5 separate regions of the Homo sapiens genome follow, and all the other regions are linked to region 1. The links are chromatin contacts, found by Hi-C or POLR2A ChIA-PET in ENCODE. All regions are on one chromosome and are shown on one strand. The core of a region is the stretch at or near the end of the contact, and the rest is flanking DNA. Distances in the headings are between cores, read along the strand shown. Region 1 holds the start of CUL1 (cullin 1). Region 2 has its middle 56 kb from the start of C7orf33. Region 3 overlaps EZH2 (enhancer of zeste 2 polycomb repressive complex 2 subunit). Region 4 has its middle 29 kb from the start of EZH2. Region 5 overlaps LOC124901766 (a long non-coding RNA gene).

What was found. Hi-C counts contacts between places; a loop is a spot of excess contacts on that map. ChIA-PET counts read pairs that join two places held with the same protein, here RNA polymerase II (POLR2A). Pooled maps may share reads with other maps.
Region 2: a loop to region 1 is called in a pooled map, with 7 times the contacts of the local background. The contact joins the enhancer-like site here to the promoter of CUL1 in region 1. A Hi-C loop is called at or near these places in 3 of 168 maps with a recorded cell type or tissue (CD8-positive, alpha-beta T cell, ascending aorta and naive thymus-derived CD4-positive, alpha-beta T cell) and 10 of 50 pooled maps. POLR2A ChIA-PET finds 5 or more read pairs at or near these places in 1 of 52 experiments (activated CD4-positive, alpha-beta T cell).
Region 3: POLR2A ChIA-PET joins it to region 1 with 10 read pairs in Panc1. The contact joins the enhancer-like site here to the promoter of CUL1 in region 1. A Hi-C loop is called at or near these places in 2 of 37 single-sample maps with no recorded cell type and 1 of 50 pooled maps. POLR2A ChIA-PET finds 5 or more read pairs at or near these places in 7 of 52 experiments (AG04450, BJ, IMR-90 and 4 more).
Region 4: a pooled map shows a loop between it and region 1 (8-fold over the local background). The contact joins the enhancer-like site here to the promoter of CUL1 in region 1. A Hi-C loop is called at or near these places in 1 of 37 single-sample maps with no recorded cell type and 9 of 50 pooled maps. POLR2A ChIA-PET finds 5 or more read pairs at or near these places in 14 of 52 experiments (A549, BJ, CD4-positive, alpha-beta T cell and 9 more).
Region 5: a map of SK-MEL-5 shows a loop between it and region 1 (4-fold over the local background). The contact joins the enhancer-like site here to the promoter of CUL1 in region 1. A Hi-C loop is called at or near these places in 25 of 168 maps with a recorded cell type or tissue (B cell, CD4-positive, alpha-beta T cell, CD4-positive, alpha-beta memory T cell and 19 more), 22 of 37 single-sample maps with no recorded cell type and 25 of 50 pooled maps. POLR2A ChIA-PET finds 5 or more read pairs at or near these places in 16 of 52 experiments (B cell, CD4-positive, alpha-beta T cell, CD4-positive, alpha-beta memory T cell and 11 more).

Annotation. Positions count from the first base shown.
Region 1 is chr7:148,695,914-148,700,620 of GRCh38, forward strand. It overlaps CUL1 (cullin 1), which reads left to right and starts at 2,990. Exons shown (of 22, transcript NM_003592.3): 1 at 2,990-3,116. RefSeq lists silencers at 1,845-1,904, 2,565-3,594, 3,895-3,994 and enhancers at 2,175-2,224, 3,292-4,017.
Region 2 is chr7:148,532,987-148,537,488 of GRCh38, forward strand. No RefSeq gene overlaps it. Among named protein-coding and RNA genes, the nearest start is that of C7orf33, 56 kb to the right of the region's middle. Within about 2 kb of position 2,350, at least 2 of the 41 ENCODE cell types and tissues checked have a DNase peak (open chromatin) inside an H3K27ac peak, as active enhancers do.
Region 3 is chr7:148,836,940-148,841,508 of GRCh38, forward strand. The region is part of intron 3 of EZH2 (enhancer of zeste 2 polycomb repressive complex 2 subunit); the gene reads right to left. Among named protein-coding and RNA genes, the nearest start is that of EZH2, 45 kb to the right of the region's middle. Within about 2 kb of position 2,077, at least 3 of the 41 ENCODE cell types and tissues checked have a DNase peak (open chromatin) inside an H3K27ac peak, as active enhancers do.
Region 4 is chr7:148,910,830-148,915,307 of GRCh38, forward strand. No RefSeq gene overlaps it. Among named protein-coding and RNA genes, the nearest start is that of EZH2, 29 kb to the left of the region's middle. Within about 2 kb of position 2,367, at least 4 of the 41 ENCODE cell types and tissues checked have a DNase peak (open chromatin) inside an H3K27ac peak, as active enhancers do; they include CD4-positive, alpha-beta T cell and CD8-positive, alpha-beta T cell, where a contact is called at or near this core.
Region 5 is chr7:148,563,346-148,567,984 of GRCh38, forward strand. All of the region lies in intron 2 of LOC124901766 (a long non-coding RNA gene), which reads right to left. Among named protein-coding and RNA genes, the nearest start is that of C7orf33, 25 kb to the right of the region's middle. RefSeq lists enhancers at 1,049-1,188, 3,974-4,639. Within about 2 kb of position 1,391, at least 3 of the 41 ENCODE cell types and tissues checked have a DNase peak (open chromatin) inside an H3K27ac peak, as active enhancers do; they include PC-9 and mammary epithelial cell, where a contact is called at or near this core.

The DNA of each region.
Region 1 (4,707 bases), core at 1,740-4,239:
ACTATAAACAATATGGAACCACTGAAGCTTGAAAGGACAAAATTATAATGATGAAGGTATCAGTTTAGAAGGAATAATCTGCCATCAGTCAGGACACAAGTGGAAGGATAAAGAGATAAGAACCAGGAAAAGCATTTAGAAGGCTAAAGGACCAACATAAGTGTGGGAGAATATCTTAGTAAAGGAGTGGATATACACAGAATCATGAGTCACTGGGTCAGGTTATGCCACTGATCAGGCTGAGTGATTTGGAGCAAATTGCCTAACATCTCTGAGCCTTAGGTTTTTTCATTGAAAAAATGGGTATGATGATGATAATGACTGACCCAAAAGAGGCAAACGATTTCTCTACGATGGTGACAGCTCTGGGATACAAGGTGAACGGGCCAGGATTTTGAGTCTGTTTCCAGGTCTGTATGAATTAAAGAATGTGTTATGAATGGCAACAGAGACAACCACTTTGTGGACGATGAGGAAGGGAGGGGAACTAATGGTTGGTGAATGTTCCACGAATTACGTGGGAATTATAAATAAATTACTCTTCACACTCTTATGAAGTAGGTATTTTTATCTCAAATTAACAGTTGACCTTACTAGAGCAAAAGATAGTAATTTGAGTTACTGGATATGACTCAAATTTGGGTAACTAGATACAAACCAAGGTCTAAAATCTAAAACTTGGGCTTTTCCAGCTAGTACATCATATTTAGATTTGAAAGTTATATTTTATTTCATTGCTTTTGGCCTAATGTTGTAGCCTGTTGAGACTGTTTTGAACTTTGATTCTGACATCTATCAAATTAATTATCCCTCCAAACTTTGGGTCATCCGAGAGAGACATCAATTTTGCTGAGTTGGGGGGTAAAGATGGAGGAAGGATGTTTTAAAGTAGAAAGAGAGCAGCAGGTGGCCTTGACTTGTGAGGTAGGCGGCAAGGTTATCTGCGCAAAGTAAATGCAATCTGGATGTTAAGTGGACGTAAAAGTCGATGGAATAAATTTGCTGCTAAGAATGATCGTGTAGGCAGGTGGAGAGTAAAGAATAGAAAGGAGTTAAGAACCAGGAATGGAGGCAGTGAGAAGAGAGAGGGTGGTGTGGGTGGACCAAATACTGCTATTAAGGAAAAAGAGAGGGTGGAGGAAACAAACAATACAGGGAAGGTTGACCCACTCAGCCCTTCTATTCAGCTGGAGGAAGTCACAGAAAAGGAGGCTATATTGAATGGTAAGATTGGAGAAGACTGGTTAGGGAATAGGAAGATAAGCTGTTGTCTAAAAAACGCAGTCTCCAGTAAAAGGAAGAAATTGGGACATTTTTTTAAAACCCCACATAGGTACACTGGAAAACATGGGCCACAGGGATAAACCTTCCATTTTTACTTCCAACCTTACCATGTGCTCACAAAAAAAGGTGTTAAATACATGTAAGTTTTGACGAGGTTATTTAAAAGTGTAGGATATAAACCAAGAATTTTTCACACCCCAAAACCCCGCACAAATTAAGGGATTACATATCTGAGTGACAAGTACATACAAACGCATTACTTCTAGAGATACTTAGATGTAGATAAAAGACCACATTTCAATAGAAGGATCACACAGACCAGTGGGATGTTTCTTCTGAGATAACCCACTTTATGCAGGAAACAGTGTGGACTCTGGGGACGGCCTCTGCTCTGGCTGAGGATTTCTGTCCCAGAGCGGTACAGGAATCTGCGTAGTGTTTTAGTTTGGAGAAAACAGGAAGTTACACTCATCACATCTTTTGCCCAGATGATAGAATTCGAAATCCCCCCGGGGTTGTTCATGGAATGAGCCGCTCTGTTATGTTGTGAGCCGTGGTATTAATCAGCCACCCCTCACTAGGTGTTGGGGTTCCACCACGCTTCCTCCACCCCCCGTCACCACAGCAGCGGGTAGTATTTAGGTTGAATATTCCAAATAGTCAATTATGACAGTTAATTTCAAATGAGATGACTTCGAAGTACACGTGAAAACAATACTATTTTATATCACGACTCATGCCATCCGTATGTGTAATCAAAGCCTTCTAAGTCTTGATATGTCCTTACAAAGACGAAGGATAGAGTGAATGTCAAAATTTGCCAAACAGGAGTTACTGAAAGTCTGAAGGGGAAAGCCTAGTTAGGTTTTATCTTAGAAGTGATTTTTAAAACGAAACACGCAGATAAGCTCGAGCTTTCTGGAGCCGATTCCTAAGGCCTTGCAGGTGGTAAGGGGGTCGAGAATTGGCTGAGGTTCCTCGGAAGTCCGCGCCGATTCGGAGGGCCACCTCTGACTTTCTGATCTGGGGTGCAACCCCCAGTCCCTGTCCCGGTCGACAAAGGTGTGGAGTCAGGTTCCAGGCAAGCTGGGGGTGGGGGTGCGCACAAGGGAGGGGCAGGGGACTGGGACCCCCTCTTCTTCGGGGTGCTTCGGGCCGTTTCTCCAGAGGCTGGTGGTGTCCCCGACCCAAGCAGCTCAGCCCCGCTCGCGAGGTCCGAAGTGGCGGGAACGGGTCCTCCGCGGCGGTCCCAAGGCGAGGGAGGCTGTAAAACCTGGCAGAGAATCCGGCGCGCCGGGTCGGGGATGTCTCGGGTGCCGGGGGCAGGGGCCGCAGGCTCGCAGGTAGAAGCTTCCCCACGCGAGCGGGGGCCTCGGCCGCGGAAGGGGCGCCCCCGGGGCCGCCGGCAGCGGCGAGCGGGCGGGAGGGAGCTTTCCGGGCCCCTCCCGCGCCTCGGGCTGGCGGGGCGATGGCGACGACGGTTTCCCGGCTCCCCCGCCCCGGACGCCGATGGCGGTGCGTTCCGGCCCTCCCCCAACAGCTTCTCCCCCGCGGTCGCCGGAGCCGGTGAGGCCGAGAGGGCGGGGAGCCGCGCAGGGAAGGCGAGAGGGCGGAGGTTGCGTGGTGCAGGCGGCGGCGGCGGGAGGAGGAGGGCCGGGCGGGCAGGGGAGGAGGAGGAGGCGGGCGCCGTGTCGCACGCAGCTCCAGGCGGGGCAGCCCCGGTAGCTGAGGGACGCAGCTAGACCTTGGCGGGACGGGGCTTTCGCCGGGGCCCAGGCCCAGGGACCAGGCGGAGGCGTCGCGGGAGCCTTTGGGGCACCACAGAGATGCGGGTGAGTGTCGGCAGCCGCCGGGGCCGAGAGGAGGTGGCGGCGGCGGCGGCGGCGCAGGCCCGGCCCCGAGCCGCGGTGTCGCAGTGACTCGGGCCGCGACGGCCGAAACCAGGCGCCTGGCGAGGCCTGAGCCGCCGAAACGCGGCCGGGCAGAATGGCGGCCGGGCCGGGGGACTCGTGGGCGGAGGACGCCGAAGGTGGCAGAGGAGCGAGCGGGGCCGGGCCCTGAGTCACCCCGGACGGGCCGGGGCGGCCAGGCCTGGACTACGCACTGGGAAAAAGCACGATTCATCGCGCCTGGAGGCGGCGGCCTGGTGGCGCCGGCCCCTTTCCCCGCCGCGACCGGGCTGGGTTCTCGGAGGGTGGGCCGACGTGTGGCCCGGGGCGGCTCGGGCGTCCGCGCCTCGCCTGGTGAGGCGACCTCCGCGGGACGCCGGGACCCGTGCCCTTGCCCCCTCGCGCCCACGCTTCTTCCCGGCGCTGCTTTCCGGCCGACGCGTGTTCCCCTGTGAGCTCTGGGCTCAAGCGCAGGAGCAGCCGCGGAGCCGGGCTCTCTCGCTTTCCGGTTCCCTGCCCGCGGCTCTCGGGTTCCCCGCCTGCATTGTTGCGAACGTGCAGGGCGCTATTATTGGGTAACAGTCGCCCTTTTGCCCCGTTCTCCTGGGAGAGCGGGCCGGGGCATGCGCGCAGGGATGCTAGCCCGGCGGCCGAACCGGACAGAGCCCCCCGGCGCCCGCCTATCGCTCGCTAGTCGGGCCGGGCCCTGCGCTGCGGCCTCGGCGCGCCCCCGGTCCCAACGGGAGCGCGCGCCCTGACCCTGAGGGTAGCCGTGCGCCCGCCAGGCCGCTGGGACTTGGGGTCCCCAGACTCGGGGGTCGTCGCTTTTTTTTCCCTTAAGATCTGAAAGACCCCCGTTTCTGCCACCCGTGCAGTATTGTGTAGCGCAGACATAAGATAAGAAAGAGAGGAATGCTTGTAGACATTCCTTGAAATGAATCCCCAAAGTTAGGGTTTTCTCCCTGGCTGGCTTTGCCAAAAAGAGGATTCTCTTTTCCGATTGGGTCACTCTTGGTTGCTTCTGGTTCGTAGTAGGGGTTAGTGGTAAGTGCGCAAATACTGAATTGCAGTCTACTTAAATATTTGTTTGCTCTGTGTAATTGCTCTTTCCTGTAGTAGCATTAAAATCGTCAAAAGTTCTGAGTGGAGTAAACGATCACACTTTTTGGAATGCACTTAACGAAGCGGCAGAAGAGGAACTAGATTCCTTTTTTACTTCAAGCCATGAGCTTCTAGGACCTAAGCATAGCTTAACGCCTCGCAGAAGTGTGTGCAGTTTTAAGTTTAACACTTCATTTCATGGTGCACCCGAAAATGTACCCGATTTTCTGAAATCCTGGAGAGTGTATTACGTAGTAAAATATGTAATGATGTTTAAAATGTAAAACCAGTCATTCTGTTTGAAAAAGATATTTGGAGATGAGATTTTTCTTTGTTTAAAGAAGGTTTGTTTTTGGATATTGAAAAATGTTTTACTTGAAGGTTCTATTTGTTGTTTTCCATGGTGAGTCGAAATAGTTGCGTTACATTTCAA
Region 2 (4,502 bases), core at 1,100-3,599, 160 kb before region 1:
GACAAACCCACAGTCAGTATCATACTGAATGGGCAAAAACTGGAAGCATTCCCTTTGAAAACTGGCACAAGACAGGGATGCCCTCTCTCACCACTCCTATTCAACATAGTGTTGGAAGTTCTGGCCAGGGCAATCAGGCAGGAGAAAGAAATAAAGGGTATTCAATTAGGAAAAGAGGAAGTCAAATTGTCCCTGTTTGCAGATGACATGATTGTATATTTAGAAAACCCCACTGTCTCAGCCCAAAATCTCCTTAAGCTGATAAGCAACTTCAGCAAAGTCTCAGGATACAAAATCATTGTGCAAAAATCATAAGCATTCTTATACACCAATAACAAACAGAGAGCCAAATCATGAGTGAATTCCCATTTACAATTGCTTCAAAGAGAATAAAATACCTAGGAATCCAACTTACAAGGGATGTGAAGGACCTCTTCAAGGAGAACTACAAACCACTGCTCAATGAAATAAAAGAGGATACAAACAAATGGAAAAACATTCCATGCTCATGGATAGGAAGAATCAATATCGTGAAAATGGCCATACTGCCCGAGGTAATTTATAGATTCAATGCCATCCCCATCAAGCTACCAATGACTTTCTACACAGAATTGGGAAAAAACTACTTTAAAGTTCATATGGAACCAAAAAAGAGCCCGCATTGCCAAGTCAATCCTAAGCCAAAAGAACAAAGCTGGAGGCATCACGCTACCTGACTTCAAACTATACTACAAGGCTACAGTAACCAAAACAGCATGGTACTGGTACCAAAACAGAGATATAGACCAATGGAACAGAACAGAGCCCTCAAAAATAATACCACACATCTACAACCATCTGATCTTTGACAAACTTGACAGAAACATGAAATGGGGAAAGGATTCCCTATTCAACAAATAGTGCTGGGAAAACTGGCTAGCCACATGTAGAAAGCTGAAACTGGATCCCTTCCTTACACCTTATACAAAAATTAATTCAAGATGGATTAAAGACTTAAATGTTAGACCTAAAACCATAAAAACCCTAGAAGAAAACCTAGGCATTACCATTCAGGACATAGGCATGGGCAAGGACTTCATGTCTAAAACACCAAAAGCAATGGCAACAAAAGCCAAAATTGACAAATGGGATCTAATTAAACTAAAGAGCTTCTGCACAGCAAAAGAAACCACCATCAGAGTGAACAAGCAACCTACAGAATGGGAGAAAATTTTTGCAATCTACTCATCTGACAAAGGGCTAATATCCAGAATCTACAAAGAACTCAAACAAATTTACAAGAAAAAAACAAACAACCCCATCAACAAGTGGGCGAAGGATATGAACAGACACTTCTCAAAAGAAGACATTTATGCAGTCAACAGACACATGAAAAAATGCTCATCATCACTGGCCATCAGAGAAATGCAAATCAAAACCACAATGAGATACCATCTCACACCAGTTAGAACGGTGATCATTAAAAAGTCAGGAAACAACAGGTTCTGGAGAGGATGTGGAGAAATAGGAAAACTTTTACACTGTTGGTGGCACTGCAAACTAGTTCAACCATTGTGGAAGACAGTGTGGCGATTCCTCAGGGATCTAGAACTAGAAATACCATTTGACCCAGCCATCCCATTACTGGGTATATACCCAAAGGATTATAAATCATGCTGCTGTAAAGACACATGCACACGTATGTTTATTGCGGCACTATTCACAATAGCAAAGACTTGGAACCAACCCAAATGTCCAACAATGATAGACTGGATTAAGAAAATGTGGCACATATACACCATGGAATACTATGCAGCCATAAAAAATGATGAGTTCATGTCCTTTGTAGGGACATGGATGAAGCTGGAAACCATCATTCTCAGAGAACTATCACAAGGACAAAAAACCAAACACTGCATGTTCTCACTCATAGGTGGGAAATGAACAATGAGAACACTTGGACACAGGAAGGGGAACATCACACAATGGGGCCTGGGGGGGAGGGGGGAGGGATAGCATTAGGAGATATACCTGATGTAAATGACGAGTTAATGGGTGCAGCACACCAACATGGCACATGTATACATATGTAACAAACCTGCACATTGTGCACAGGTACCCTAGAACTTAAAAGTATAATAAAAAATATATTTTAAAAGAATTTCTTCCAGTACTGAGGGGATAACCGTCTAGTGTTTACACTGATTTTAAATATCTTTCAGTCTGACACACATCCAGAGGCAATTTTTAATTGCTGCTTCTGACAAACTATAGCCACTTTGACTTCCCAAAAGTCTCTGACAAATAGCCTGGAAACTCCCACTCAAAAACGATCGTTCTTGTTTGTGAACCTTTCCGACAGACCAGGCTGGCCAACTGTGTCATAATGTATTGCTGTAATTAAGCATTTTGACGGGAAACAGACTTGTTTATGTTCCTAGCCAATGTGCCCTGCTAGGTTTCACACCCGGAGCTGAAGACAGAAACTGAACAGGGAAGCCGGAGCGCAACAGAGGAGCCTGTCAGATATAGAAACTGTACATTTCTGCCAGAGCCTGGGGGGCAGTGTTGTTCTTGCCCATACTCGCTCTGTGACATCAACTGTATGGACTCAGATGGAACCGACTCTGACATTTGCTGTTTTAAAAGGCAGGCATGTTGGAAGTTCTTCCTCTGTGTTTCCAGTCCTAGTTAACAGCATAGCCATCCATCTGGTCAACCACGCTGGAAAATGCAGGGACAACCTTGATCTCTGCCTCTCCTTCCGCCTTGCATATTCAGTCCATCACATGGGCTTTCAATTCCATCTCAGAAAAGTGTTGAGACAAAATCCGTCCCTTTCCACCCCCATAATCACTATCGATACTTTATGCCCTCATTTTTCTTGGACTAGTTTTCTTGACTTTAGTTAGATCCTTTTACCTAGCTTGAGTCTAACTCTCTTTAACTCAGCTTTTAAGCTGCTGCCTGGGTTATTTTTCTAAATCACAGATTATCCAGTGATCCCACTTAAAAAAAAAAAAAAAAAACTTGACCCTAATCACCTGTAATCACCGGCAACATTATTTTCCAAAATGAGATCTAGGGAACTCTAGCACTACAGGATTTTTACAGGTATTATTGGAAGCAAGGATTTTGTTTGGTAAACTATACTTAGGACTGCGAAGTTAAAAGATGGGTTTATTATTCTTTATTATATAATGTGCCAGCTGGGCACAGTGGCTCACACCAGTAATCCCAGCACTTTGGGAGGCCAAGACGGGCAGGAGTTCAAGACCAGTCTGGCTAACATGGCAAAACCCCGTTTCTATTAAAATACAAAAATTAGCCGGGGATGGTGGTGCACTCCTGTAATCCCAGCTACTCAGGAGGCTGAGGCAGGAGAATCACTTGAACCGGGAAGCGGAGGTTGCAATGAGCCGAGATCGCACCACTGCACTCCAGCCTGGGTGACAGAGTGAGACTCTGTCTCAAAATATAAAAAATAAAATAAAAATGTGCCAGAGCCTTTAAAGTGCTCTTGTATATCATGTAGCTCCAAGAGACAGGGTGGAGCACTTGGGGATTTCCAAACGTATCCGTTCTGGAACTCTTTTTAAAGAGTATATTGTAGGCCAGGTGTGGGGGCTCACCCCTGTAATCCCTGCACTTTGGGAGGCCGAGGCAGGTAGATCATCTGAGGTCAGGAGTTTGAGACCAGCCTGGCCAACATGATGAAACCCCGTCTCTACTAAAAATACAAAAAAATTAGCTGGGCGTAGTGGCACACGCCTATAGTCCCAGCTACTTGGGAGGCTGAGGCAGGAGAATCGCTTGAACCCAGGAGGTGGAGGTTGCAGTGAGTCGAGATCGTGCCACTGCACCCCAGCCTGGGCAATAAGAGCAAAACTCTGTCTCAATAAATAAATAAATAAATAGAGTATATTGTAAAAGTAGGGCTGTTATGTTCCTATGGAGCATACTTCAGAGGATGCTGATCTAAAGTATAGCATAAAGATCAAGATCTGGCCCTGAAACTCCCTTTCCAGCCATGATGGTATGAATTCGGATATGACACAACTAGTGGTTGGTTCCCATCCTCTGTCTGGCCCATTTTCAAACACGGTAGTGTGGACCCTTTCTCATCCATTCTCATCTTCTGGGTCAGGGGAAAATTAGCAAGTGACTGCCTCCTGGTGAAATTGAAATAGTGTCATCCCTCCACACAGAAGTGGCATGATCGTTGTGTTTGGGAAGGCTTAGAAAGTGGGAAACATGAGCTTGACAGACTGCTCTCTGAAGCGAGAGGGCTGCCACGGGGCAGGCTGCTGATGGTGACAGCACCAGCTCCCCGATTTGAACAAGACACCCTGGAGCCAACAAGGGCTTTTTTCTGTGGCCAGTCCAGAAAACTTGTCCCTAGCGCTCCCCTGAAGACCTTTCGGCTTCTACTGCAGGCCATGCGCTCCCAGCCTGCCAAGGAAGAGGCCCAGCCTGCACTCAACAGTCGCCCCCACCCCATGGCACCGGACCACTCTCTCCCG
Region 3 (4,569 bases), core at 827-3,326, 140 kb after region 1:
GGCTGGTTCCAAGTAAAAACTGTGTTATGGAAAATCGTAGAGGGAAGAGCAGGTGAATGGCCTGCAGGGAAGGGAAAGAAATTAACACACCCTACTATGTGCCAAGCACTGTGCTAGAGACTTTACCAAAGTTAGCTTCTTTAAATTTCACAACTACCCTGTGAGGTAGGTATGACTCCCCATTTTACAGTGGACATCCCAAAGACAACAGCCATGGCCGTCCTGCCTCTGAATAATCTTTAACATGAGAAAGGCTAAGTCCAACTTCCATATAGTAGGGGAAAACATACAATCAATTAGCCAAGTAAAAAATATTCTCAGATACTGGTTGGTCCATTTATTTCATGCCAGAGACATAGTAAACTGTTGACATTGTCTAACATCCTGTAGCCTTTCCATGTGACAACAGCGAGGAAGGTGCAGGAAGGTCGGCACTCCAGGAAAGGAAGAGTCAGAAGAAAGCATCAGCTGTCACCAAGTCTAGAGAAAAGCTGGGGGTGATTTCTGAAACTACCCTATATTCTGCAGGACTTGAGGAAAGAAAAGATAACACGCCCAAGTTTTAAATTAGCTAGCCCTTCTGGTGAAAATGACCGTGTATATAATTTAAGTTCAGGCTACTTTTATGCAAAGTAAGTACTGAAGAAAAACTGCAATGAGATAAATAGCAAATTTGGATAAAGTAAAGAGAAGCTCAATAATGGAAGTGAATTCATAATCAGGTTGAGAAGGCAAAATAGGAGAAGGGAGATTGAAGACGACACTTGAAAAGAAATGAGTCGCTCCAACAGGAGAGAGGCAGAAACAAAAACGGAAGAAAAAACCCCATTAAGATATTGACACAGATGTATTTAATGAAAGCAACTAATCAAGTGTTGGAGTTAAGAAATGAAAAAGAGTAATTCATATCAGATTGTAAATTATTTCAGTTTGTGTTGTTCAGTATTTGTTACAGACCAATTCCACATTGGGTGAAGAACCTCTACCCTACAACACAAGGGTATTTGCTTCTCAGTTCACTTTTATCCTGTAATTAACGGTTTCTACATTCCAAGGGGCGGGGAATGATAACACAGCATTTAACATAGGACATTTGGAATACAGTATCGGGAAGTTTAGACTCCTTTTTTTTTTTTTTTTTTTTTTGAGACAGGGTCTAGCTCTTGTTGCCAAGGTTAGAGTGCAGTGGTGCAATCATGGCTCACTGCAGCCTCAAACTCCTGGGCTCAAATGATTATCTCACCTCAGCCTCCCGAGTAGCTGGGACTACAAGTACGTGTCACCACATCTGGCTAATTTTTTTATTTTTTATTGAGATGGGATCTCACTATGTTGCTCAGGCTGGGAGGAAATTTAGATCCTTAAAGCTCTTCCCCGCATCCTACCTTCAGAAGCCGGGCCCTGAATGAAAGGAATCACAAACATGCAAACCTACTTAATCCTAGGTTAAAATCCTGAAGGGCTGTTAAGGTAAATCATTCCCTCATCTGCAGCTTTGCGGAAAAACTCCAGTTTTGCTAAGTACTGGAGATCAGAAACAGAATAATCATCACAGGTAGTAAGCACTCAAAAAAGTACATGAAGCAGGTAACAAGAGTGATGTTCATCCACCACATGTAAATTCAAATTTCTAATTCAATAACAGTCCTGTGAGTAGAAAAAAGAACAATTTCTGTCATTGGGGGAAAAATCAACTAAAATGGAACAGAGAGTATTATATAAATCTATAGTTTATATAGGCTGTGGCAGTAAAATTGTTTTGAAGCCTTGCTTAAATCAGTGGATCTGGGTTTAATACTACAAAGTAGTAGAGGTTCAAGTGAGTGGGCAAGACCAGGCGCAGTGGCTCAGGCCTGTAATCCCAGCACTTTGGGAGGCCAAGGTGGGCGGATCACTTGAGGTCAGGAGTTCAAGACCAGCCTAGCCAACATGGTGAAACCCTGTCTTTACTAAAATACAAAAATTAGCCAGGTGTGGTGGTGCATGCCTGTAGTCCCAGCTGCTCTGGAGGCCAAGGCACAAGAATAGCTTGAACCCAGGAGGCAGAGGTTGAGGTGAGACAAGATGACGCCACTGCACTCCAGCATGGGTAATAGAGCAAAACTCTGTCAAATAAGGAAGGAAGGAAGGAAGGAAGGAAGGAAGGAAGGAAGGAAGGAAGGAAGGAAAGTGAGTGAGCAAGATGGCACAGGCTGTGGTTTCTGAAGGGAAACACTTCAGGTCTTGCTCGAGTGGTAGAACTGCCCAGGAAACCACCAACCAAGAAGGCTGATTCTGCTGATCTTCAAAAACAAGTTTACAACTGCCCCTCACTATTCATTAATTACTCAGTAAATAGTGTTGAAACAACCAGGAAACTAAAAAGAACAAAATTAAAAACCAAATCCCCTACCCATTCTTTACACCAAAGGAAATTCCTGATGGGTTAAATGATATTAGAATATAAAAATGAAAACAGAGAACTAAAGGAAAGATAGGTAGATAATTTATAATCTTGAAGTGAAGAAAGACTTTTGGAACCTTTAAGAAAGACAAAAATTAAAAGAAAAAACTGTATAACCAAGATATATCAGAAATAACATCAAAATGGGGGGGGGGCAATCTGCAAAACATATGACAAAAAAAACTATTTTTTTTTGTTTTTTGTTTTTTTGAGATTGAGTCTTGTGATCTCGGCTCACTGAAACCTCTGCCTCCTGGGTTCAAGGCATTCTCCTGCCTCAGCCTCCCAAGTAGCTGGGACTACAGGCGCACACCACCATGCCCAGCTAATTTTTTTGTATTTTTAGTAAAGATGGGCTTTCACCATGTTGGTCAGGGTGGTCTAGAATTCCTGATCTCAAAAGGTCTGCCCACCTTGGCCTCCCAAAGTGCTGGGATTACAGGCGTGAGCCACTGCACCCAGCCAAAACTAGTATTTGTAATATACAAAAAGTCCTTATGAATCATAAGAAAAGCCCAACCTAATTGCACAAGATCCAACACTGTAACAGCCAATTCACAAATATAAACAAACAGTAACTGACATTTAACTTCACTGAATAATTAAGACACGGTATAACCAATTCTAACAATGTTTTACCTATTGGACTGAAGATTAAGATTGATAATATTGTGTTGAGAATATAGGTAAACAGACATTCCATAAACAGCTGGTGGGGGTGTAATGTAAAACTTTTGAGGGTGCATTTGGTAATATCTGCTAAATTTTTAAACATGCATATCATCTTGATCTAATAATTCTATTTGTAGGAACTTCTACAGAATTACTCAAAAGATGCAAGGATGTATATAAAGTTCAGTACAGCACTGATTGCAAAAGTAAAAATTAAAAATCTAAATGTCCATCAAGAATGGGGCAATAAATTATGGTATATCCATAATGTCAAACACTACATATTTTTTAAAAGAATGAAAATTTGGACAGAGGTTGTAAAGTGATGGCCCAAAATGGAAAGGATGTATATCTGGCCAATAATTTTTAAAAATAAAATATTATTAACCTCCTAGTATATATAGAAAATGAAATCTGAAAGAATAAAAGCCAGAGCAGTTGGACTACAGGGACTTTTGCTTTCTGTTTTACCTATTTCTGTGTTATCTAAATTTTTACAATAATCATTTTACAATGATCTGTTCAGTGGAGAGAAAAAGATAAAACTTTTAAACTAGTTTCATTAGCCCAACAGGTAGTCACATTAGCTAGTATAAAACTGCCTTGTTGGGTAGCTTATGAAATCTGCCCAGCCTTTCCAAAATGTTACTCAAGTGATATTCTTTTATAAAATCTGCTAAGAGAAGGTAAGACAGAATCCTAAGGAGTAAATTTAAGTCAATCCCTATTATAAAGCTAAATTATGGCAAAAGTCCTCGGTCTAATGCAATTTTCTTGTTTCTTCAGAGAATAAAACAATTTCTAACATTCCAGATTAACCAAGCACTTTTGTTTGTTTGGATTTGTTGTTTTATTTTTAAATAGTTGTCAGAACTCGGTTTTGCATTTGGGGAAGATACATGATCTTTATAACAATAATTTATAAAACACAAACTATATATACAATATTCTAGGAGAAAAACTACAAATGAAAAGCAACTTCTGCTAGTTTTATTAGTTGCCTAAATTTGACTTTTTAAAATTCACCTTTTAAACTGAAGATATATAATCAAATTTAAAATATAAACATAATAAATGACATGTATTTAATATATGATGCTATATGAACTCAAATATCACAAATGACCTTTTTTTTTTAAGCTAACCCTTTGGAAAAGCATAAAATGCTTATATTAGTTTCTGCTCACAAGAAAAAAAAAATCCTTATATGATCATTTAAGAAATGTTACATCTATTTCAGCCTAAATAAAGCCAGAAAGAAAGCAAAGGCTGCATGGATTTACAAGTTATACAGGTGGGAATGACTGACAGTTAACCTAACAAGACTCAACTCTCCAAGTAAATACCAATAATAGTTAAAAGAGGCAAGGAGCTACAGAAAGCAACTCAGAGACCACTTCCTTGAGGCAATAAGAATGAGTGTATATGTTCAGACTAAGAGTAAGACAGACACT
Region 4 (4,478 bases), core at 1,117-3,616, 210 kb after region 1:
ACAATGCTGACCCCCAGAAAGCATTTAACAAAGGCATGCTGACTAAGGAATTGCTAGGTGCTTCAGGGAGAATCTTTCCCCATCAGCTAGGGGATCACTGAACATAGTATAACAGTTGTAACAAATGATTCCAAGCAGGGAGAGGAAGTATCTCTTCCAGTCTCCTGAGCTGTGATTCAGGGGTGATGAAGATTCTGGGGGGAAAACTGGTTTGAAGAAGCCCTCCTTGTCATATAGAACCCTTGGGGGCTGCAGTAGCTCTTCTGGGTCCCAGTATATCAGTAACTGTCCTGAGGAATCATGTTTTCTACAACCTAATCTTGTTAATCAATATGAACAGAGGGGCCGGTCATGGTGGCTCAGGCTTGTAATCCCAGCACTTTGGGAGGCAGAGGCGGGTGAGGAGTTTAAGACCAGCCTGGCCAACATGGTGAAATCCCATCTCTGCTAAAAATACAAAAATTAGCAGGGCATGGTGGCATGCACCTATAGTCCCAGCTACTCAGGAGGCTGAGGCAGGAGAGTCGCTTGAGCTTGGGAGGCGGAGCTTGCAGTGAGCCTAGATCGTGCCACTGCACTCCAGCCTGGGTGACAGAGTGAGACTCCATCTCAAAAAAAAAAAAAAAAAAAAAAAAAAAAAAAGAACAGAGGGAAGCAATGGCTCCGAATATCTCAAATAACTTTCTAAATCCACTAATATTTTGGCTTAACAGTGAATTACATGATTTCTAGTAGGTTCACATTCACTTATCCTATTAAACATTGTTGAGCTGGATTGTATGTTCCAATCATGGCTCAGCACTTTCTCCCAACTCACATGCTTTTCTGCATTCACCTTGCTACACCTCCTTAATGGGTTTGACTAATAGAAGGTAGCAGAACAGATGCCACACCCATTCCCAGCCAGGGCCTTACTGGCACAGCAGTCTCTACTTCCTGCCTCTTTGGAGTGACACTGCCATGCTTTGATAATTCCACACCACAGAGAGGCCATGAGCTGGTCCACACCCTAGCTGAGCCCCCAGCCAGTGACGGCATCAACTGCAGCCATGTGAGTGCATCATCTTGGATGCAGCCCTGTTGAGCCTTCAGGTGATGCCAGCTCCAGCCACTCTCTGCAGTACCCTGAGTGAGAAGGACTCCAGTGAGCCCAGTCAACCCAACAGAGACATGAGAGGTGTATTTGTTTGCTGGAGCTGCTATAACAAGGTATCACGCTGTGTGGCTTAAAACAGCACGATTTCATTGTGTTACAGTTCTAAAGGCTAACAGTCTAAAATCAAGGTGTTGGCAGGACCATGCTCTTTCTGAGGGCTCTAGGGGAGGACCCTTTTTTCGTCTGTTGCAGCTTCTGGTAGCCCCGGGCATTCCCTAGTTTGTGGCAGCATCACTCCAATCTCTGCCTCAATCTTCATGTGGCCGTCTTCTCCCTGTGTCCAAATTTCCCTCTTCTTATAATGACATCAGTCATACTGGATTAGCACCCCCACCCCCCAATGACTTCATCTTAATTTGATTACATCACAAAGACCCTATTTCCAAATAAGGTCCCCTTCACAGATACAGTAGTGGAGGTCAGGGCCTCAACATGTCGTTTTGGGGGATACAATTCAATCTATAATGAGAGATCATGGTATAATGAATTGTTGTCTCTCCATTTTGGAGAAGTTCATGATGTAACAGAAGAAGCCAGTACACTGGCTGACATTCCTCCAGTGCATACCTGGTCATGCCAGGGACACAAGCTGGATGTCTAAGGGTGCTTAAATCATAGCTGCCAGTCTATGATTTAAAAGTGCAGGTTACTGAAACATATTGCTCAGAAGTTTGCGTGACTTGGTTTTCATATAGAGTTGTGTGTTGTTTTTTTTTTATAAGGTGTTCTGTTCATTAATCTCTGTGTAATTTTTTTTTTAATTCAAGATCTTTACTCTAAACCTGTTCTCTATAAAGAGCAATGGCCGGGAGTCAGAGGATGTGTGTCTGTCCCTGACTAACTGCATGATCTCAGGCAAATCCAAGTCTCTCTCGGGATTAGCTTCGTTCATTCAGCACCTTTTTACTAGAATCCTGAAATACGTTTGAGGTGAAACGGGATTTAGGGGTTCATACAGCCCAGCCCCTAACTTTACAGATCAGGAAGCTGAGCCCTGGGGAAGTTAAGGGGCCTGCCTGGTCCTCAACCGGTTGTATTCTGATAGTATTCACCTGTAAAATGTGTTTGGAACACAGTTTCTCAAAGGTTCTTTCCAATTGTTAAACTGAATTTGATTCTTAAACTGTGGATCTGTATTTTACCCATTTCAAATTAAAAGAAAGATACTACATTCGATTCAGCTGAATGCATTTCTGAGGCTCAGAAATTATGACTGCAAAATCATGTCACCACAATTTCCTTTACTTTGATGCTTATGAATTAGGAAGCCAGTGAATAGAAAGTTTCATCAAACCATCAAAAGCTAAAATGATTTATTTCTGTACTTTCAGTGTTCATGACTTTGAAGGTTCTGTTTTTACTAATCTTAGCAATGTCTTCATACTTTTAAAAGCCCCCAAAATACCTGGTTATGGCAAAGTTGAGTCACAGGGCTCATGTGCAATAAAGCTCAGCCCTGGAAAGTGTACCCATGCCTGGTTTAATAGCAAAAGGTAATATGAGACTAACATACCAAAAAAGGGTGAGTGTTCACTCGTAAGTCATCTCCTGTGAAATAGGAAGAAATCTTAAATGTCGTTTGGATATGTGTTGGGGTTGTTTCTTTGAAACATACATCTGATTCGTTCTCCAATTATGCCTGGTCCCAGAGTCTAAGGCTTTAACAATCTGCAGGAACATTTATGTGAATGAATTGCTTTTAGAAATGAAAGGCACATTGTATAAGATATAAGATAGTGACATAAGCATGTGCGGGGTAAAAAGACATTTTTATAGTGTATCATGGGAAGTCTTGGATAACTGGGATTAACATGCAGGGTTTAAGACCGTTATGTTCTGCCATGGTAGCAAAACCTGATAATACGAATTAAAATGAACAATCGTAAAATGCAAACATGTTTGCCACATAATCAGGGCGTAAGATCAATCATGTTGGCTCTGCTTGTTGAGTATCTGTGTCAGGAGCCCACATGGAAACAGAAAGGAATGATTCTTTGTTCCTGGGCAGAGGAATAGCTTCTGCCACTCTGTTCCCAAATCTTTGTTAAATTATTTGTTGATGGTTCATCTCCTCGTCTAGGCTGTGAGTGTCTGTGGGAGAGAAACTGTCTTAATTCTCTTCATTATCAGGGCCTGCCTGCACCTTGTGTACTAAAGGTGGCCAAGAGCCATATCTCCAGGCCCTGCCTGGCAGCAGAAGCAGTGGCGGGACTGCGATGGGAGAGGTGGCTGCAATCCTGGGGGGCTTGAGACAGACAGATTCTGCCCCCAGAAAGCTACCGGTAGTTAACAGGTGTGTTCTGTAGCCATACCTCTCCCCACCCAGCCCTGTCTTCGGTGCAATGCCGTTCATGCCTCGGTGCTGTCCAGGGAAGCTCTGGCCTCAGTGGCTGCAAGTCCTCAGCTTCCCGCAGCCTCCCCCGCAGCACCTGCTGCGGACTCAGACAAACCAAGAGCACTGAGTTTTCGGAGATTGAGAGCATGACTCACACATTCCAATTATGACACAGAGGGAAGTATTCTCAAGAAAGAGAGCTAGGGAAGTAAAGACTTTATTGGGCCCCTGTTTGGGCACACTACCATGTGGCCCCCTCTGGTGCCACCTGCCAAGGGCCTTTCCCCGCTGATGGGAGGGTCTGCCCCTGGCCTTGCCCAGGCATTTCTGCACCTCCTCCACTGAGGCCAGCATTCCAGCTGGGCCCACAGCCACCCTTCACCCCTCTCCCAGTTCCTAGAACAGGAACACGCTGTTGTGGTTCCCTGCAGCAAGTCAGGTGCCAGGTGCATGGGCCCCACTGCTCCGGGTCTGGACAGGAAGGCAAGGACCAGCTGGACAGTTACTTTTTAAGGTGAAGGTGGAATTTGTTGGGTGACATCCCCCCAGTAGTTCCTGCCAATGCCTGAGCTGACTGCACTGTGGCTACCTTATAACTCAGACTAGAAGCTCCTTTGTGAATCGTCTTTTCCCCTCCTCCCTGATCATTTTTATTTAATACCCGTGAACAAATGGGAGCCTAGTTCTGCTTTTCTTTTTTTTTTTTTTCTTTTTTTTTTTGAGATGGAGTCTGGAGTGCAGTGGTGCAACCTTGGCTCATTACAACCTCCGCGTCCCGGGTTCAAGCAATTCTCCTGCCTCAGCCTCCCAAATGGCAGGGACTACAGGTGCCTGTCACCATGCCCCACTAATTTTTGTATTTTTAGTAGAGATGGGATTTCACCATGTTGGCCAGGCTGGTCTTGAACTCCTGACCTCAGGTGATCCACCCACCTCAGCCTCCCAAAGTGCTGGAATTACAGATGTGAGCCACCATGCCCAGCCTGC
Region 5 (4,639 bases), core at 141-2,640, 130 kb before region 1:
GCCCAAGCTGGTCTTGAACTCCTGGGATCTAGCAATCTACCTGCCTTGGCCCCCCAAAGTGCTGGGATCACAGGTGTCAGCCACTGTACCCAGCAGTGATTTTCTTAATATTTTATCATCTCTATCTTACTTTATTGTAAGAATATAGCATATAATACATATAATGTACAAAATATTTGTTAATCAACTGTTTATGTTATCCTTCAGGCTTCCAGTCAACAGTAAGCTATTAGTAGTTAAGTTGTGGAGGAGTCAAAACTTATGCTTGAATTTTTGACTGTGCAGGGGGAAGGGGGGTGTCAGTGCCCCTAAGCAAGAATCAACTGTATGCCCAAGAGATTCTGTTCTCCTTAACAAAACCCTGCCCTCAAGGAAAACTACCTTACCAGAGCCCAGCCCCTTTGGGTTTTACCAGAGTCTAATCAACCTGAGGGAAGGGAAATACCCAACTCCAGCCCCATCTCACCTTCCTGTCTTGCCTGAAGGGGAGAGGGAGGGCAAAGGGGTGCTGAGAAGACAACCCGGGGGCACAGGCTCACTAAAAGGCCAAGGCCTAATCCTAAAGGGATAGAACACCTCCCCTCCCCGACACCTTCCCATCACATCAGCAGGAGATTACAGCTGAAAGAATTACAAGCCTCAGACCCTATTTAGGAAAAAGTCCCAGAGGAAACCCAAAGACAATAGGAGAGACAAAAATAAGAGTATCAGAGATTATTTTAACCTCTGACATGTCCAACTAGAAGCAAACAGCAAACAGCCACTTTCTAGCCAGAGTTTCATAAAACTGAAAGTCCCAGTTCCTACCTCAGTTCCTTGTACCTGATACATCATAACTGGGTATCATCAAAAAAATTACGAGGCATGTTAAAAAGCAAAAAACACAGTCAGAAAAGACAAATCAGTCTCCCCAAGCATTCGGGGAGCAGAGTTTTTAAGGACAACTTGGTGGGTGGGAGGAAGCCAGTGAGCCAGGAGTGCTGATTGGCCAGGGATGAAATCACAGGGAGTCGAAGCTCTCTTCTTGTGCTGAGTCAGTTTCCAGGTGGGGCCACAAGATCAGATGAGTCAGTTTACCAATCTTGGTGGTGCCAGCTGATCCATCAAGTGCCGGGTCTGCAGAATATCTCAAGCACTGATCTTAGGAGCAGCTTAGGGAGGGTCAGAATCTTGTAGTCTCCAGCTGCATGACTCCTAAACCATAATTTCTAATCTTGTGGCTAATGTTAGTTCTACAAAGGCAATCTAGTCCCCAGGCAAGAAGGAGATCTGCTTTGGGAAAGGGCTGTTATCATCTTTGTCTTAAACTACAAACTAAGTTTCTCCTAAAGTTAGTTCAGCCTTTGCCCAGGAACAAACAAGGACAGCTTGGAGGTTAGAAGCAAGAGGAAGTCGATTAAGTTAGATCTCTTTCACTGTCTGAGTCATAATTTTGCAAAGGCAGTTTCAGTTTTGGAGCTATTTATGAAATGCTGATGGTTGCCAACAATGGAACAATATTCTCTTCCTATGGACTTCATGATCTAAATTGTTAAGCTTTCTCAGAGGTGGATAACAGTACGGGAGAGGCCATAATGGCATTCAATTATATTTTTTAGAAAAAAATTAGCAGTCCAAAATTAACAGAAACAAATTTTGCTTTACCAATAATAAACAACATTTCCTTTACAGAAAACATTAAAGAAATACAAATGTCAAAATATGTTCAGGTACCTTCTAACAAATTTTCAACCGTTATTAATCACAGATTAATCATAGATTGTTATCACTCTGGTTTCCCCTGCAGTTTTAAAATAAACCTTTAACTCTTCCTCCTAATTACTGGTGCTTCATGGTTTGAAAACCTGAGCCTTGAAAATGTTCCTAGAAAGCTTTTTGAGATATAATTTTTAATTACATATTTTTTATCATAAATAGAATGGTTTTGTATACATCTAGAATGTATGTGAAGACATTAAGAAGACTTAAATCATCTGTTGTTATTGACTTTTGACAATCAGACATTCCTATTCAGTTAGGTGAGCTTAGTTCTTGACTACAACCTGGTCAGCTGCATTTTTCTGCAAGAAAGAGAAACTGGATTTCACTCCACAACGCTGTCTTTCTCCTGCAGCCTGGATTATGCTGGAAAAGTCACAATAGAGTCACGATGCATAACCATAGGCCTCATGCCTCCCTTTCTTATAAGAAGGCACCAAAGTTAACTTTTCAAAAGGTTAAAAATGTAATTTATGTATAAGGTAGAGAATGAATGCATGTCAAAAAATTTTTTTTCTACCCATTAATAAGAGAACTAGCAAGATGGCAAAACTGGCTCAAGGAACATTTGAGGAAATGGATATTTATAGGTATTTGAGAAAAGAATGTTAGTGACTACTATTTTTTTTTTTTTTTTTTTAGACAGAGCTCGCTTGCCACCCAGGTTAGAGTGCAGTGGCATGATCTCAGCTCAGTGCAACCTCCACCTTCCAGGTTCAAGTAATTCTCCTGCCTCAGCCTCCGAAGTAGTGGGGATTACAGGCATGTACCACCACATCCAGCTAATTTTTTGTATTTTTAGTAAAGACAGGGTTTCACCATGTTGGCCAGGCTGGTCTCAAACTCTTGACCTTAGGTGTTCCGCCCATCTTGACCTCCCAAAGTGCTGGGATTACAGGTGTAAGCCACTGCACCCAGGCAGTGACTACTATTTATAATGCAGTAACTTGGATGGGATCTTGGAACAGAGAAAGGACATTAGGAAATCTGAATAAAGTATGGGCTTTAGTTAATAATAATATATCAATGTTCGTCAGTTGTGACAAATGCACCATATTAACATAAGCTTAATAATAGGAAAAAGTGGGGATGAGGCAAGTAGCAACCCTCTGTACCATAAGAGTTAAAGAAAAAGGAAAGAAACATGAAACGTGCTTAACAGTCAAAGATAGGTTTATTTTTGTGGAAAAAAACCTGAGAGGGGCTTCTGGCCAATTTCAGTCAGGAGCACCCTCTCTTACAGACTAAGAGTATATATTGGTTTTAGGGTGAGGGGGTTTATCACAAGCTTGGAATATGTTCGTGTAGGGGAGAAGTTTATGGCAGGGTTGGAATGCCTCTGGGTGGAGGGGAGGTTATCTTTGGGGCTGACATCTTTCTGGCCAGTGGGAAGGTTGTCTCAGGGCTGGCACATCTCTGGTCAGGGAGGGATTTGGAATGTTTCTGGTCAGAGATGTCATTTGTGGTTTACAGTCATAGGCTGATCCCCTTTGGATTTAGGCAGTTTTTGATCAACGTGAACTTAAAATGACAGTGCTTGTCCAAGATGGCAATACTCCTGCTCTGTCATGTATTATCTTCACAAATTTTGTAAATCTAAAACTGTTTTAGATTTACAAAAAAAAAAAAAAAAAACTGCTTTAAAGTTTTAAAGATTTTATTTTTAAAAAAATGAAAAAAATGTTAGCATAAGAGCCCTAGGTTATACAAAACAAGTTAATATCCTGCAACGCACTAAAGCAGTAATTATAACCTTTTAGGTTATCTTTTCTACCAGACAGAATTGATTTGCATCACTGCCAGACAAATACCTCACGATAACATGTAACTTCACAGACCTCGGCCCTTTAATCATTAATAGATCGCGGGACAAACAAGAACATTGCCCTAAATATTTAAATAATCTTCAGATAGACCTATTCAACAATGCTCCAAAATGACATTGGAAGGACACGCCTTCCTCCTTGAGCCTTATTTCTAAGTTTTGAATATAAAATGAGCTTAAAAAAAATCTTCCAATAGTTTGCCTTCTGAATATATTTAGACATTCTAAAATAGCAGACAATTCAACTTTAACCTAACTTTTTCTACATAGTGAGATATTGCTGAAGCCTGGGGAGCAGGATTTTCAATAGGGGTGCCAGGTTTAGCAAATAAAAACAAAAGACGCTCTGGTAAATTCGGATTTCAGATAAAGAACAAATAATATAATGTAAATGTAATAAACAATAATTTTTAGTGTAAGTGGATCCCAAATATCACATGGCTTCATATTATTATTTCTTTGGGCTCGTCCAGTACTAATACTCTATGAAACATTTCCTTAGCAACAAATCACAAAGATAGCAGACACATTTTTTTCTACATGCACTTTGAATCCATTCATATTTTCAGCTTCTTATGTTCTCTACAAACACAAAACTATGTTTGAATACTGTACTCCATTTGCTTTGCTACATAAGCAATTTAAAATGTCACAGAGGATCTCAGCGTTGGATGATACAGGAAGACAATGAGATAGCTTTGTAGCCTTACAACACCTGGGGTTTGGCTCTTAGTGAGACAAAGGTAATCCCAATTATTCACCGTGTTCCTGATCTTCCCAAGGCAAGGACTTGAAAAACGCCCTATTATTTAGACTGACCTAATTCAAAGTTCTTTGCAGCTTACCTCGTGCTAATCACTGGCAAGTGGTCTCCAGCTGCTCTTTGGTTTTGGTTGTTTCACGTCCTTGATCCTACATGGTAGTGGGAAGATTTCCTGATCATTTTTAATAAATTAAATTTTACTTCAGTTTTTTTTCAGGCATAACTGAGAACCTATAACCATAACTGCATTTTACCCTTTCTGTGTTTAATAAGAGTGACAAAAACCATGATAG